Regions from separate parts of the Homo sapiens genome. Here all the other regions are linked to region 1. A link is a contact called in ENCODE Hi-C or POLR2A ChIA-PET data. All regions are on one chromosome and are shown on one strand. The core of a region is the stretch at or near the end of the contact, and the rest is flanking DNA. Distances in the headings are between cores, read along the strand shown.

Region 1 (4,997 bases), core at 1,221-3,720:
GGCGGATCACCTGAGGTTGGATCACCTGAGGTCAGGAGTTCGAGACCAGCCTGGCCAACGTGGTGAAACCCCGTCTCTACTAAAAGTACAAAAATTAGCCGGGCATGGTGGCGTGCACCTGTAACCCCAGCTACTTGGGAGGCTGAGGCAGGAGAATCGCTTGAACCTAGGAGGCGGAGGTTGCAGTGAGCTGAGATCACCTCACTTCATTCCAGCCTAGGTGAGACTCTGTCTCCAAAAAAAAAAAAAAAGAGTGGCTAAGGAATCAGAAATCAAATGTCAAGGTAGCCCTCTAGTGGTTAAAATGAGATTAAGGTTTATTGAGAAACTACCTATTTTTTTCATTTGTATTGTGCTTTGCTATATCCCTGCAACTTTTATATCAGATGCAGATTATATTGTGACAGTTATCACTTAAAAAATACTTTTAGTTCCATTTCCCATAACATCAGAAATTAATCCCCAAATAGCTAGATCTATCATTCCTTTCACAGAAATAGGTTTAATGCAGAAATTTCCCGTTACTTATTGTAAAGAGCTTTTGGTAAGTGTTGGAGTATGCCTTTGTAATCCCAGGTTTCTTAGAGCAGCAGTCCCCAACCTTTTTGGCATCAGGGATTGGTTTCATGGAAGACAGTTTTTCCATGAACTGGTGCGGGGGTGGGGCTGGGGAAGTTTGGAATGATTCAAGCACATTACATTTATTGTGCACTCTATTTCTATTATTATTACATTAAAATATATAATGAAATAGTTATACAACTCACCATAATGTAGAATCAGTGGGAGCCCTGAGCTTGTTTTCCTGCAACTCAACTGTCCCATCTGGGGGTGATGGGAGACAGGGCAGATCATCAGGCATTAGATTCTCATAACGAACGCTCAACCTAGATCCCTTGCATGCACAGTTCACAGTAGGGTTCATGGCCCTGTGAGAAATCTAATGCTGCTGACAGGAGCCAGAGCTCAGGTGGTAATGCGAGCAGTGAGGGAGCGGCTGTAAATACAGATGAAGCTTTGCTTGCTCGCCTGCCACTCACCTCCTGCTGTGTGGCCAGGTTCCTAAAAGGCCATGGACTGATATTGATCTGTGGCTCAGTGGTTGGGGACCCCTGGTATCTTAGAGGATCTGTTTTTACTCAGAGAAGAACCTGTAGTAAGTTACCTTGTATAAATTTTTTATTTGGTGAAATTGGATATTTTTAAATTATCACTGTGGCATATATTCTTTATTAATTGTTAAAGTTAATACTGCTGAGCTGATTAATTCCAGATCATTGGAATACAGTGTTACAGCACCTGGATATAGTCACTTGCATGTTTTCTGAAATGCTTACGGTTAGCATGTTGAAACATGAACAGATCATTTCTGTCCTGCAAATTCTAATTTCTTTATCCAACTTCCACTCTTGTTTATGGCAATACCTTTATCCTAGTTAGTCAGGCTTCTTGATACTCTCTTTTCTTCCATTAGAATGTGCTAACTAGCACTATATACCTAGTACTATGAACAAGTGCTAGATATCACATTCTACTGGAAGTGTCTAATACTGAATAATAAGTGTTTGAATGAATTAAGGAGAATTATGTGGTAATAATTATGTGTACATCTTGAGATTCTTTCCACTGGTTTGGATACTTACTTGGTTGTCAACAGTTTGTCTGGCATGCCTAAGATTACTCTAAAATACAATGGTTTACTTGTTTTAAAAACTATATTGAGGAGCTTTGGGTAACATAGTGGGGTAATAAGCCCCTGTGGAATGGCTGTCCCACACCAACAAACTGAAATGTGGAATATAATAAAAGTTTTTTCCAATACGTGTCTAAGCTTTAAGGAAAGAAAGGTTAACCTCCAGATAATAAGCAGAGATAACTCAAAGCCAAAACAGGAACTTATACTCTGGGATTTTAGACCACATATTGGTTGAGGAGTTGATGCTAGTTTTAATGTCCATGCAAGGACAGAAAGCCTTAGAACTAGGTAGAGAGGGGAGCTAGAACTTAGCCTGTGTCAAAAAACTGAACTATCCGTGAAAAGAGAGACCTCAGTGCTCTAGCCAGTGAAAGCTGCAAGGAATTTTACCTGTGTGCAGAAGACTGTGGATAAGAGGGGAGACCTATGAAAAATAGAAATTCACATCAAATGCTACCAGTGTTCTTAATTATTCTGTAAACTAATCTTTTCTTTTTCTTTTTTTGGAGACAGGGTCTCACTCGGTTGCCCAGGACAGAGTGCAGCAGCACAATCATAGCTCACTGCAGCCTCAAACTCCTGGGCTCAGGGAATCCTTCCACCTCAGCCTCCCCACTACCTGGGACTATAGTTGCTCACCACCATACCTGTCTAATAAAAAAACAATTTTTTTTTTTTTAGTAGAGACAGTGTCTATTTTGTTGCCCAGGCTGCTCTCAAACTCCTGAGCTCATCCTGATTTGGCCTCATCCCGATTTGACCTCCCAAACTGCTGGGATTACAAGCATGAGCCACGGTGCCCAGCCTGTTTGGTATTCTTCCATCTCATATGTAGATGGCGCTATAACATAAATTTGTACCATCTACTTGGTACAGGAATCCCAAACCGAAGAACATACATGATAATTGATCAGGAACGGAAAGAAAACTCCCGGGGACATTTTCACAGTTCCTTGGTCAGTGTCCAGAGGCAAAACTGTTTCCAAAGAAGATGACCTCACAATTAAATTACAAATCACACCAATGAAGGTGAATAGACACAACCAGAAAATAGCACTGCAACAATTAAGGATATCATGGACAAGTCTGAAAGTGATTACAAACAATTATTTACATAATGATGTCAGTAAAGATATTTGTAAGTGTATATGAAGTGTATAAAGAGAAAAGAAGGAATTGAAGGAAAAAGACACCAAAGAAAAAAAAGACAGGCATAATTTAAAAGCTTCTGAAGAACTTCTAGAAATAAGAACATTAAAATTCAAACATAAATGGTCTAACGGTTAAACAGCAGACTGAATTGAATTGACAGGAATATTAACTACGAAGAAATGAGCAACAGAACACACAAAAAAGACAGAAAATATTTAAAGAGGATGACATAGTAGTGAGAAGACCCAGATAGATTTAATTATCTAAAAGGGGTTTCCCTGTAGTCCTAGCTACTCTGGAGGCTGAGGCAGAGAATCACTTGAGCCCAGGAGGTGGAGGTTGCAATGAGCCGAGATCGTGCCTCTGCACTCCAGCCTGGGTGACAGAGCGAGACTCCATCTCAAAAATAAAAATGAAAAAGTAGAGAGAATGAGAAAAAGAAAAATTTCAGAATTTAAGAATTCTGATTGAGAATGTATACAGATTCCTAAGCAAGTAGATTGAAAACATTCATATTCATTTCTGGAAGAATGGATAACTAGGACCATTGGCAGCATTTGGAGAGGCAGATTGGGAAGGAATGGGAATTAATTCCAAAATGCGTGCTTTTTGGACCTTTCGAGTTTCTACCTTTGTTCTCTATGTATATTTACATTGAAACAGATAAAACACCCATAGCTGAAAAATAAGATGGGAATGTATGAGTCAGAAAATTTGGATTAAGGCCAGGCGTGGTAGTTCACACCTGTAATCCCAGCACTTTGAGAGGCTGAGGCGGATGGATCACCTGAGGTCAGGATCACCTGAGGTCAGTTCGAAACCAGCCTGTCCAACATGGTGAAACCCCATCTCTACTAAAAATACGAAAAATTAGCTGGGCATGATGGCGGGCGCCTGTAATCCCAGCTACCCGGGAGGCTGAGGCAAGAGAATCGCTTGACCCCGGAAGTGGAGGTTGCAGTGAGCCGAGATTGTGCCACTGCACTCTAGCCTGGGTGACAGAGTGAGACTCCATCTCAAAAAAAGAAAAAGAAAAAAAATTTGGATTAAAAGTTGAGATAAATTTAGATGTATTTTTTTAAATAGACATGAAATTCAAATATCATACAATTAACATTTTAGAAAGTACAATTCAGTGGCACTTAGTACATTCACAATGTTTTGTAAGTACCACATCTATCAAGTTACTCAACATTTTAATCACCTCAGAACACTCTGTGCCCATTAAGCAGTTACTCTGCATTTCCCTTCCTCCAGCCAGGCAGCGTATTTTTTCTTTAATTGCACATTATCTAAGTTCTTTTTCTTTTTACAATTAAAAAGAAATTTTCAGTTTCTGAGCTTCAGAGGCTTATGCCAACAGGAGGGTTTATTAAGTAGAAAGAGCATTAGACTTGCAGTAGAAGTTGTGACTGCTCCCACCGCTGCCTCTGACCAACTGTGATTTTGGGCAAATAGCTAACCTTATTTGGGCTTCAGTTCCCCATGTGTATGTAAAACAAGTGGTTGGACTGCCTGATCTCTGGGACCAGCCATTCGTGGATGGGATTTTTTTATTGTAAAAAACATAACAAAATTTACCATCTTAACCATTTTTAAGTGTATAGTTCAGTAGTGTTAATACAAACACATTTCTGTGCAATTTCTAGAATGCTTTTCATGTCACAAACTCTATGCCCGTGGAACAATTTCCCATTTCTCCCAACCCTCAGCTCCTGACAACTACCAACTTTTTACCATCTCTATGGATTTATCTAATCAGGATATGTCCTATAAATAGACTCAAAGTATGTTATGGATCCTTGTGTTTGGCGTCTTTCACTTAGCATGGTGTTTTCGAGGATCATCGTGATTGCACGCATCAGTACTTCATCCCCTTTTATGACTGAATAACATTCCATTGCATGGAAATATCACAGTTTGTTTATTTATCCATTGATGAACATTTGGGCTGTATCCACCTTTTGGCTATTATGAGTACTGCTGCTATGAATATTTGTGCAGAAGTATTTTTTTGAGTACCTGTTTTCATTTCTTTTGGCTGTATACTAGGAATGGAATTGCTGAGTCATGTGGAAATCTTTGTTTAACTTTTTGAGGAGGCATCCTACCGGGAGTGACATGATACCTCATTATGGATTACATTTGC
Region 2 (4,997 bases), core at 957-3,456, 230 kb before region 1:
AAGGGACGGAAGGGACGGAAGGGACGGAGGGGACGGAAGGGACGGAGGGGACGGAAGGGACAGAAGGGAGGGAAGGGAGGAGGAGACATCTTGCAAATGGACTCCCCGCAGACTCCTTCAAATAGTCCCCTTTGTGAATCTCTTTCTAATCTTAGAATGAGGAAAACCTTTATAACTATGACATCAAATCCGGAAGCCATAAAGGATTAATACATTTGACTGCATAAAATTAAAATTATTTGAATGCAAAATAATAATAGCATATACACTTATAGCGCTCATTTCATGTCAAACCCTGCACAGAACACTTTATATATCTGAAGTCGTGTCATTCTCATAACAATCCCTGGGATAAGTACTGTCCTTATCTAAGGGACTCTGAGGTTAAGTAACTAAACTATGGTCATTCAGCCAGTAAGTTACAGACAAAACCCAGTAGCCTGCCTTCAGAGTGTGTGCTCCAGCCATTTCCTCGACCACCACACACCACACAAAATCAGGAGACAAAGAGAAACGGGGGGAACACTGCTGCACAGAGCACAAAGGACTGATTATCCTGAAGTCTGTGGAGGCCTTAAAAATGAGCCAACAGAAAAACTGAGTACAAACAAGCAAGCCCCTGAAGAAACATCACAAATCTGTGTAATAGATATGATAGCCTACATGATTGGCGAAGACTTAAGAGACTGATAATACTCAGTGTTGGTGAAGACATGGCTAAGCAAGCACTTTCACGTCCTTGGTAGAAATGTAAATTACTACCAAACGTACCAGAATTGTTACAATCATTTTTTTTTGGAGGACAATCTGACAATTATCTATTAAAATTTAAAATAGTCTTACCTAGTAAGTCCACTTCTAGGAGTCTCCCACAGAATAAGTCTCCCACAGAAAATGCTCCCCAAAGCTCAAAAAGACAAGCTATTCCATGCATCATTATTGATAATGTCAAAAACTGGGAATGAGCCAAATTGTAATCAAGGGTGTGTGGGCTAAATAAGCTGGCCTACAACCACACAATTAAATACTACATGTGTCTTTGAAAAGAGAGAGGTGTTCTTGTTCAATCAGTAAAAAACAATGGACAAAATGAAACAAAACAAAAAGAATGAGGTAGATCCCTATGATTAGATACAGAAGATATCTAAAATGTATTTAGTGGGGAGCAAGTCAGTAAGAACATGATATGATTCTATATTGGTAAAAATGAAACAAAGTATTCAGAGGATCTACTTTATATTTCAATGCATTAGAATAAGCACAGGAAACAGATATGGGAGGAATTTCTATCACACTAAAGACTTTCCCTTTCTTTCTAAGTTATGTATTTTCCCAATTGTAGGTTGTTTTCTCATGGGAGTTTGGTTTCAGTAAAAACCAGAGAACCTGCTAGACAAATTCTAGAAGAGCTCTAACACTTCCACTTCTAATTTTTCACACCTAAGACATCATCCTGTTACAATCAGGAAAAATATAATAAAGATGAAATTAAATATGCGATAAATAGCAAAAAACACCTTCCCTGTTTCTTTCTTTCTTCTACAAGCATGTGCTGGGTATGCCTCCTGAGTCCTAGGCACTGATGTCTCAGGCTGGGCATGCAGAGACGAATCCATATGGCTCCTGCTCTCAAGAAACTTCTGGAAGGGGGGAAACAGTTGGTAAATTTAGGGGGGGATTGTCTCCTGGACTCAGTTTTCCTCCGTGGGGTGAGGCAGATGGGCTGCTGTGGCAGCCGTCTCAGAGAGGGCGGGGTCTCCCTGTCAGGACCCAAGGGGTCCTAGGGTACAGGTGGAAGGCAGAGGTGGAGCGGTGTGGGGCAGCGGATCAGGGAGGGGCTGATGAGGCACTTAGGCTTTGTCCTGAGGGCAGCAGGGAGCAGTAGGAAGGTTATCCGCAGCCAGTGGCATCCTTAGAGCAGCGTCTTATTTTTTATTTTCGTTATTTTCTGTAGAGACGGTGTCTTGCTATATTGCACAGGCTGGTCTGGAATCCTGGTCCCAAACAAGTGGTCCTCCTGCCTCAGCCTCCCAATGTGCTGTAGCAGCATTTTAGCAGGACCATGATGGAAGCGGCTCGAAGGATGGGCTGGAGCGGAGAGCCACGCGCGGGAGCCCTGCTGGAGGTCTGCAGCACAGCATTGGCAGTGGGTATAAAAATGGGACTGCCCCAAGAGAGGGTGAGGAAACAGAACTGGCAGGACTGGGTGAGCGATTGGATGCTGAGGGTGGGGAAAGGGAGGGGTGGAAGACGACACCCTGTGCCTCTGGCTGGGTGGCAACTTTGTGCCTTCATAGTCTAAAAACGCACCCTCAGCGTTGCAGCCCCAATAGGACTCAGTTGATGAACAACTTTCCAGGAACGTGGCTCTTGTGTGAAAGGGGCACCTGCGGGAACCTGCACAGATGCAGCTGCCTGGTGGGATTACAGCAGTCCGCCCAGCCACTGCCCAGGGCGCCTGGAAGCCTGTCAAGGGCATAGTCCTTTGTGGCTGATGCTTACAGCTGATCAGAACCCAGGACACTAGCACTTACTATCAAGGTTATAGGGAGGCTGATGCTTACAGCTGATCAGAACCCAGGACACTAGCACTTACTATCAAGGTTATAGGGAGGCTGATGCTTACAGCTGATCAGAACCCAGGACACTAGCACTTACTATCAAGGTTACTGGGAGGCTGATGCTTACAGCTGATCAGAACCCAGGACACTAGCACTTACTATCAAGGTTATAGGGAGGCTGATGCTTACAGCTGATCAGAACCCAGGACACTAGCACTTACTATCAAGGTTACTGGGAGGCTGATGCTTACAGCTGATCAGAACCCAGGACACTAGCACTTACTATCAAGGTTATAGGGAGGCTGATGCTTACAGCTGATCAGAATCCAGGACACTAGCACTCACTATCAAGGTTATAGGGAGGTGGCAGAGAAAAGAAGTTCAGCGAGAGTGGTGCCTCTTTTCAAAATGGTATGACAGTCCCTAGGTTCTCTGGCTCCTGTTTCTGGATTCAGTGCTGTGAGGGCCTCTCACCATCATGTGGTCTGTGTGAACCAACCATCAGGGCAGTTTAGGTACTGCAGGGTGTTGGGGCCCCAGTCCTTAGCAGGGTTCAAGCAGCGGGTGCCATGCCTAGATCTTACAATTCCCGGCAGCATCTCCCTTCACCTCCTGCTTGCTGAGAGCACTTTGGTGGGCAGAAATAGCCCTGTCACTCATGCCCAGCTGCACACACGTCAACAACCTGGGGCTGTGCGCTCTCCTGATGCAAGGTCCTTTCTGCTAGTCATGACTACTAAGACCTGCTGCCCAGGACTGAGTGCTGATTCACCTACTAGGTTGGTCAGAGGGTTGGGGGCAACTCTGATTGCAGAAGCTCTCTGGATGGGCAGTGCTAGCGGAGTTCCATAGAGCTGGTCTTAAAAGCAGGGGCCTTTTGGCTGAGCTCCGAGTCCCTGGAGGGACAGTGTCTGCTGTGAACAGATGTCACGGAGGGAGCAGTGCAGTGTCACCAGTCTGGCTTCTCGCCCCAGGTCCCTTGGGCACGTCTTATCTTATCGTGCAGCTGGGCTGGGGGTGCTGCCAGACTTTGTGGGAGCTGGCTGCAAGGGCCAAGGGTGTTTCTTTAGAGATATTTCTCAGGTTCTGGGCCTCATTAGAACAGGAAAGCCTTCTGAAAGAGTGACGTGGCCGGCGGCAGGTATGGTGTGTGACTTAACTAGTCAATTTTGAGCAAACAGAGGCCCCCAGGCGTTTTTCCCGGGTCACTCCCTTTGCCCCTCCTGCTCTGCTCATCCTTCCAACTGCTCCTTTAGCCTGAAGGCCTGGAGCCCCAGCCGCCAGGCTGTAGCCAAACGCATATCTTGTTTGCATTCTCGGTGAACTTACCATTAATCTGTGACAGATGAAAAATAGGAACTTTGAAGCCAGAATGGGGTCAAGTCTGGCTTTACTGCCTGCTGCTAGGTGACCTTGAACAAGCTAAGTTGTCTGAGCCATAGTGTCCCCAAGTGCAAAATGGGATAAAAGATAGTCCCTACCTCACTGGGCTGCTGCGACAACAGTAGGGCACACATAAAACAGTTAGGTGTCTCCTAGATAACATGAGGGAGTCATCGTCATTGCCGGAGGGATTCAGAGTGGACCCGTCACGGTACATTCTTGTGAATATCCAACAAACAGGTGTTGAACAAATGGAGAAAGATATTAGACACAGATTACGAAGAAACAGAATAACTAGCTTCTCTGGCCAGGAGCGGTGGCTCACTCCTGTAATCCCAGCACTTTGGGAAGTCGAGGCTGGCGGATCACTTGAGGTTAGGAGTTCAAGACCAGCCTGGCCAACGTGGTGAAACCCCGTCTTTACTGAAAATACAAAATTAGCCGGGCGAGGTGGCGCATGCCTGTAATCCCAGCTACTTGGGAGGCTGAGGCAGGAGAATCGCTTGAACCCAGGAGGTGGAGGTTGCAGTGAGCCAAGATTGTGCCATTGCCCTCCAGCCTGGGCACCAAAAGAAAAACTCCATCTCAAAATTTAAAAAAAAATCAATTACAAATTATTTGGTTAGTTGTAAGAAGCAGAACATACTAAGGAATGTAGTCCAAGTCCAAGCTCTGTTCAGGGATAAATACTGTCATTATAAAAATTAGTGAAAATAAGCCAACTGAAATTCATCTCAGAAAAGTTATGAAAAGACAATAAAACACACCTTAGGAAAACAGCAAGGAAGAACAAAATTAAGATAATTACAGAAATTTGTGAGTTACAAGGCTATCAGTAGATTGAGTAAATGAAACTATGGAATGGATTTTTTTAAAGAAAAGTAAAATAAATCCTTTCCCTAAAAATGCAATCAAGAAAAAAACAGGGAAAAAAAATGAACAGACAAAAGTAGAGTGGATACAGATGTTATAAATATAGTAGGAAAGAAGATTTTTTAATGGAAAAAATCCAGAAATCTATGTTAAATATAGGAACCATTCTCAATTTATTAG
Region 3 (4,997 bases), core at 1,157-3,656, 130 kb after region 1:
TGCAGTCCAGCCTGGGCAACAAGAGCGAAACTCTGTCCCCCCAAAAAAACAACAGACAAACAAAAAAACAAAACTCCCGCCCAGGTGTGGTGGCTCACACCTGTAATCCCAGCACTTTGGGAGGCCGAGGCGGGTGGATCACCTGAGGTCAGGAGTTTGAGACCAGCATTGCCAACACGGTGAAACCCTGTCTCTACTAAAAATACCAAAAATTAGCCTGGCATAGTGGCATGCGCCTGTAAGCCCAGTTACCGAGGAGGCTGAGAGAAACTCTGTCCCCCCAAAAAACAACAGACAAACAAAAAAACAAAACTCCCACCCAGGCGCGGTGGCTCACACCTGTAATCCCAGCACTTTGGGAGGCCGAGATGGGTGGATCACCTGAGGTCAGGAGTTCGAGACCAGCATGGCCAACATGGTGAAACCCTGTCTCTACTAAAAATACCAAAAATTAGCCGGGCATAGTGGCATGCGCCTGTAAGCCCAGTTACCGAGGAGGCTGAGATAGGAGAAGCGCTTGAACCCAGGAGGTGAGGTTGCAGTGAGCCCAGATACGCCATTGCACTCCACCCTGGGCAACAAGAGTGAAACTTCATCTCAAAAAAAAAAAAAAAACAAAAAAAAAACTGCCCTAAACGATACCAGACCTGAGGCCACTGAATTACCTGACCCAACCCAAGAGTTAAATGCTAGTTTCCAAAAACTTAAGTTTTAAATGTCTGTGCCTCAGACTGCGAGTTCTGTGGAGGACTAGACCTAGAAAGCCTAGAAAATCACCAGTATCCATCAAAAATGGAGAAACAAAATGTGGTATATCCACACAATAAATAATTCAGTTATTTAAAAAATGAAGTTGATACATGCTACATACAACATAGATGGACTTTGAATCATGAAGTGAAATAAACCAAACACAAAAGAACAAATATTGTATAATACAGTACTGAGAATGGGTAAATTCATAGATTAGTGCTGCTGGGAGTAGGAGGAAATAATGGGTGTCTGCTAATGGTTTTAAGGTTTCTTTTAGGGATGATAAAAATGTTCTGGAATTAGATAATAGTGGTGATTGCACAACCTTGTGAATATATTAAAACCACTGAATTGCACACTTTAAAAGGGTGAATTTAGACTGGGTGTGGTGGCTCACACCTGTAATCCCTGAACTTTGGAAGGGCGAGGAGTTCGAGACCAGCCTAACCAACATGGTGAAAAATACAAAGTAGCTGGGTGTGGTGGTATGCGCCTGTAATTCCAGCTACTTGAGAGGCTGAAGCAAAGAATCGCTTGAACCCAGGAGGCGGACGTTGCAGTGAGCCGAGACGGCGCCACTGTACTCCAGCCTGGGCAACAGAGCGAGACTATGTCTCCACTTTTTTTTAAAAAAGGGAGTGAATTTAATTGTACGTGAATTATAACTTTTTTTTTTTTGGATGGATTCTCGCTCTGTCCCCCAGGCTGGAGTGCAGTGGTGCGATGTCGGCTTACCGGCACACCTGCCTACTGGGTTCAAGCGATTCTCATGCCTCCGCCTCCCGAGTAGCGGGGATTACAGGCGCCCGCCACCAGGCCTGCCTAGTTTTGTATTTTTAGTAGAGACGGGGTTTCGCTATGTTAGCCAGGCTGGCGTAGAACTCCTGGCCTCAAGCGATCCTCCCGCATCGGCCTTCCAAAGTTCTGGGATTACAGGTGTGAGACGCCGCGCCAGACCTCTATCTCAATGTTATAACAAGGCTCAATACTCAGCTAAAGTGAGCGTCAAATTTTTATTTTTATTTTTTCCCCCGTGACAGGGTCTCGCTCTGTCGCCCGGGACGGAGTGTCGTGGTACGGGTGCGATCTCGGCTCACTGCAGGCTTGACCTCCAGGGAACATGGGGGCATGCCGCCACCATGCCCGGCGTCAAATTCCTTTTAAATCAATCATTTCTTCCCAGCGTCCCCCGCTCCCTGCAACTCAACTTCGTTTAGCTATTAACACAAACTTCAGATTCCCCACGCCTGTCTGCAGGCAGCATCTCCAAGGAAGCGCCACCACGGACACCTGGCTGTCCGCACCGCGGTGGGGTCCCGGCGCGTTGGTGCCAAGTTTCCTGTACCCCGCCTTCCTACCCACCTCTCGGGAGGCCCGGATACTGAGCCCCTCACTGCACTGGTGAACTAGAACAGGCCTCTGGACTCAGCATCTCTACGCTGAGACCTCAGGATCAGGTCCACCGCAGCCCCAGGTTCTCGACCCGGAAGCTGAGCCTTCCCACGCTCCACACCCACGGCTAGAACCACCCCGGGGGAAGCCGCTCTCCTCCCCCACTTACGCGCCTCGGGCAGCGCGCGGTGCACACAGGGAGCTCGATCTAGGCTATGGACAAGGGGAAGAGATCTTAGATGGAGGCCGCGCAGAGGAGAATGGGAAGGGTGCGCGAGCGTCTCTGGGAAGAAGGTCCGAACCCACGCCCAGCGCCGGAGGGGGAAAAAAAAAAACACAGACCAGAGAAGGAACCGTAAATCAAGTCGGAGGGGAAAAGAGCCGCAAAGCCTTCTGCGGCAGCCGTAAAGCAACCTGGAGGCGCGGTGCTGGCTTTTACGTTCTGAGCCGCTCGCCCTGCCGCTTCCCTGCGCGCCCTCTGCCTCCTACTTCCCGCCAGCTTCCCTCGGTCCGCGGCCGTCGGATCTCTGCTGCCCCCTGGTGGGCCTGGCGGTTTCGTCAGGCCTTCAGCGGCTAGTTAGGCCCGGGTGGTTCACACTTCACATGCCCAGTGCCCATTAGGATGCGGGGCCCGCCCACCCATGCACAATTGGGAAAATCTGAGGATGAATGGTTGTCAGAGACCTTCCCAGATTCCGCCCGGGCCGAGGCAGCGGTGGACCTGGTGGTTCTCGCGGCCTCTCACCACCGCCGCGCACATCCAGTCGTCACCGGATGGCGCCTTCGGTTAGCGACGACCGCAGGGAAATGGAGAAGTGCGGCTTGGGGGGCGAAGTCCCCTCTAGAATGTCCCCTGGGGCCGGGCGTGGTGGCTCAGGCCTGTAATCCCACCACTTTGGGACGCCGAGGCGGGCTGATCACGAGGTCAGGAGTTCGAGACCAGCCTGGGCAACATGGCGAAACCCTGTCTCTACTAAAAATACAAAAAATTAGCCGGGCGTGGTGGCGGGCGCCTGTAGTCCCAGCTACTCGGGAGGCTGAGGTAGGAGAATGGCGTGAACCCCGGGGGACGGAGCCTGCAGTGAGCCGAGATCGCCCCACTGCACTCCAGCCTGGGCGACAGAGCGAGGCTCCGTCTCAAAAAAAAAAAAAAAAGTTTTTGTAGCGACAGGGTCTTGCTATGTTGCCCAGGCTGGTCTTGAACTCCTCGCCTCAAGTGATCCTCTTGCCTCAGCCTCCCAAAGTGCTAGGATTACAGGTATGAGCCACTGCACCTAGCCCACTTATCATTCTTTTTGTGGCGAGATATTTTCAACTTACTCTCTTAGAAATTTTGAAATATACAATAAATTATTATTAACTATAGTCACTATGCTGTGCAATAAATCTCAAAATTGTATTCCTCCTGTTTAACTGTTAACTTTGTACCCTGAGACCAACATCTTCATCTCCCCATTATCTCCCCCAGCCCCTTATTCCCCAGCCTCTGGGGAATTTTTAGTAGAGACAGGGTTTCTCCATGTTGGTCAGGCTGGTCTCGAACTCCCAACCTCAGGTGATCTGCTCACCTCAGCCTCCCAAAGTGCTGGGATTACAGGTGTGAGCCACTGTGCCCAGCCAATATTGAGCATTTTTATGAACCTGTTGATCATTTGTATGTCATCTTTTGATAAATGATTTTTTTTTTAAAGAGTCAGGGTCTCAAGCTATCAAGCTGTTGCCCAGACTGTACTGCAGTGCTGCAATCATGGCTCACTGCAACCTCTAACTCCTGGGCTCAAGTGATCCTCCCACCTCAGCTTCCCAGGTAGCTGGGACTACAAGCATATGTCACCACACCTGGCTAATCTAAAATTTTTTTGTAGAGACAAGGTCTTTCTATGTTGTCCAGGCTTTTCACAACTCCTGGCCTCAAGCAATTCTCCTGTCTCAGCCTTCCAAAGCACTGGGATTACAGGTGTAAACCAGTGCACCTGGTGCCCTTTGCCCCCTTTTTAGTCGTGTGATCTGATTTTGCTATGAGTTGTTTGCTTTCTTCACATATTTAGAATAGGATAGTAACCCCTTATTGGATATATGGTTTGCAAATATTTTCTCTCACTCTGTTGTTTTCTTTGTTGTGTCCTTTCATTTCTGATTTTGGTAATTTGTGTCCTCTCCTTTTTTCACTAGTCCAGCTAGATGTTTATTAATTTTACCTGTCTTTTCAAAGAACCAGCTCATGGTTTTATTAATTACTACAATTGTTTTTCCATTTGTTTGTTTCACTGATTTTCATTGTTATCTTCATCACTTCCTTTCTTCTGCTCACTTTAGGTTTACTTTACTTTTCTTTCTTTTTGTTTCTTATGATTTTAACCTTTTTTTGTTTTAAGTAAAGGCATTTAAACTATTAAACTATAAATTTTCCTCTAAGAACTCCTTTAGCTGAATTTTATAAATTCTGAAACATAATTTTTGGGGTAAATGTATTTTAAAGTTACCTACCTGCATGTTATTGTATATATTATATTGTTTTCTTTTTTTTTATGAAAAACTTTTTTTTCTAAGAGACAGCACCTCACTCTGCTGCCCAGGCTATGGTGCAGTGGCACGGTCATAGCTCGCTATAACCTCAAATGCCTGGGCTCAAGTGATCCTCCTGCTTCAGTCTCCTAAGTAGCTAGGATTACAGAGGCTACATGCCCAGCTAAGTAAAAAAACATTTTTTTGGTGGAGGCAGGGTCTTGCTATGTTGCTCAGGCTGGTCTTGAACTCCTAGCCTCAAGCAATTCTCCCACCTTGGCCTCCCAAAGTGCTGGAACTGCAGGTGCATGACACTATGCCTGGCTAATTAAAAAAATTTTTTTTAG

Evidence for each region. Hi-C counts contacts between places; a loop is a spot of excess contacts on that map. ChIA-PET counts read pairs that join two places held with the same protein, here RNA polymerase II (POLR2A). Pooled maps may share reads with other maps.
Region 2: a map of mesothelial cell of epicardium shows a loop between it and region 1 (28-fold over the local background). The contact joins two enhancer-like sites. A Hi-C loop is called at or near these places in 101 of 168 maps with a recorded cell type or tissue (A673, B cell, CD14-positive monocyte and 60 more), 37 of 37 single-sample maps with no recorded cell type and 40 of 50 pooled maps. POLR2A ChIA-PET finds 5 or more read pairs at or near these places in 14 of 52 experiments (CD4-positive, alpha-beta T cell, CD4-positive, alpha-beta memory T cell, HCT116 and 10 more).
Region 3: a map of dorsolateral prefrontal cortex shows a loop between it and region 1 (9-fold over the local background). The contact joins the promoter of RAD52 here to the enhancer-like site in region 1. A Hi-C loop is called at or near these places in 47 of 168 maps with a recorded cell type or tissue (A673, B cell, CD4-positive, alpha-beta T cell and 34 more), 37 of 37 single-sample maps with no recorded cell type and 39 of 50 pooled maps. POLR2A ChIA-PET finds 5 or more read pairs at or near these places in 11 of 52 experiments (B cell, CD4-positive, alpha-beta T cell, CD4-positive, alpha-beta memory T cell and 8 more).

The regions. Positions count from the first base shown.
Region 1 is chr12:814,086-819,082 of GRCh38, forward strand. The region is part of intron 2 of WNK1 (WNK lysine deficient protein kinase 1); the gene reads left to right. Among named protein-coding and RNA genes, the nearest start is that of WNK1, 64 kb to the left of the region's middle. Within about 2 kb of position 2,471, at least 2 of the 41 ENCODE cell types and tissues checked have a DNase peak (open chromatin) inside an H3K27ac peak, as active enhancers do; they include dorsolateral prefrontal cortex and tibial artery, where a contact is called at or near this core.
Region 2 is chr12:588,170-593,166 of GRCh38, forward strand. All of the region lies in intron 1 of NINJ2 (ninjurin 2), which reads right to left. It also overlaps the pseudogene RNU7-103P. Among named protein-coding and RNA genes, the nearest start is that of NINJ2-AS1, 40 kb to the right of the region's middle. Within about 2 kb of position 2,207, at least 8 of the 41 ENCODE cell types and tissues checked have a DNase peak (open chromatin) inside an H3K27ac peak, as active enhancers do.
Region 3 is chr12:947,288-952,284 of GRCh38, forward strand. RAD52 (RAD52 DNA repair protein) reads right to left here and starts at 2,407. Exons shown (of 12, transcript NM_134424.4): 1 at 2,315-2,407. RefSeq lists enhancers at 1,579-2,237, 1,730-1,809, 2,238-2,896, 2,360-2,629.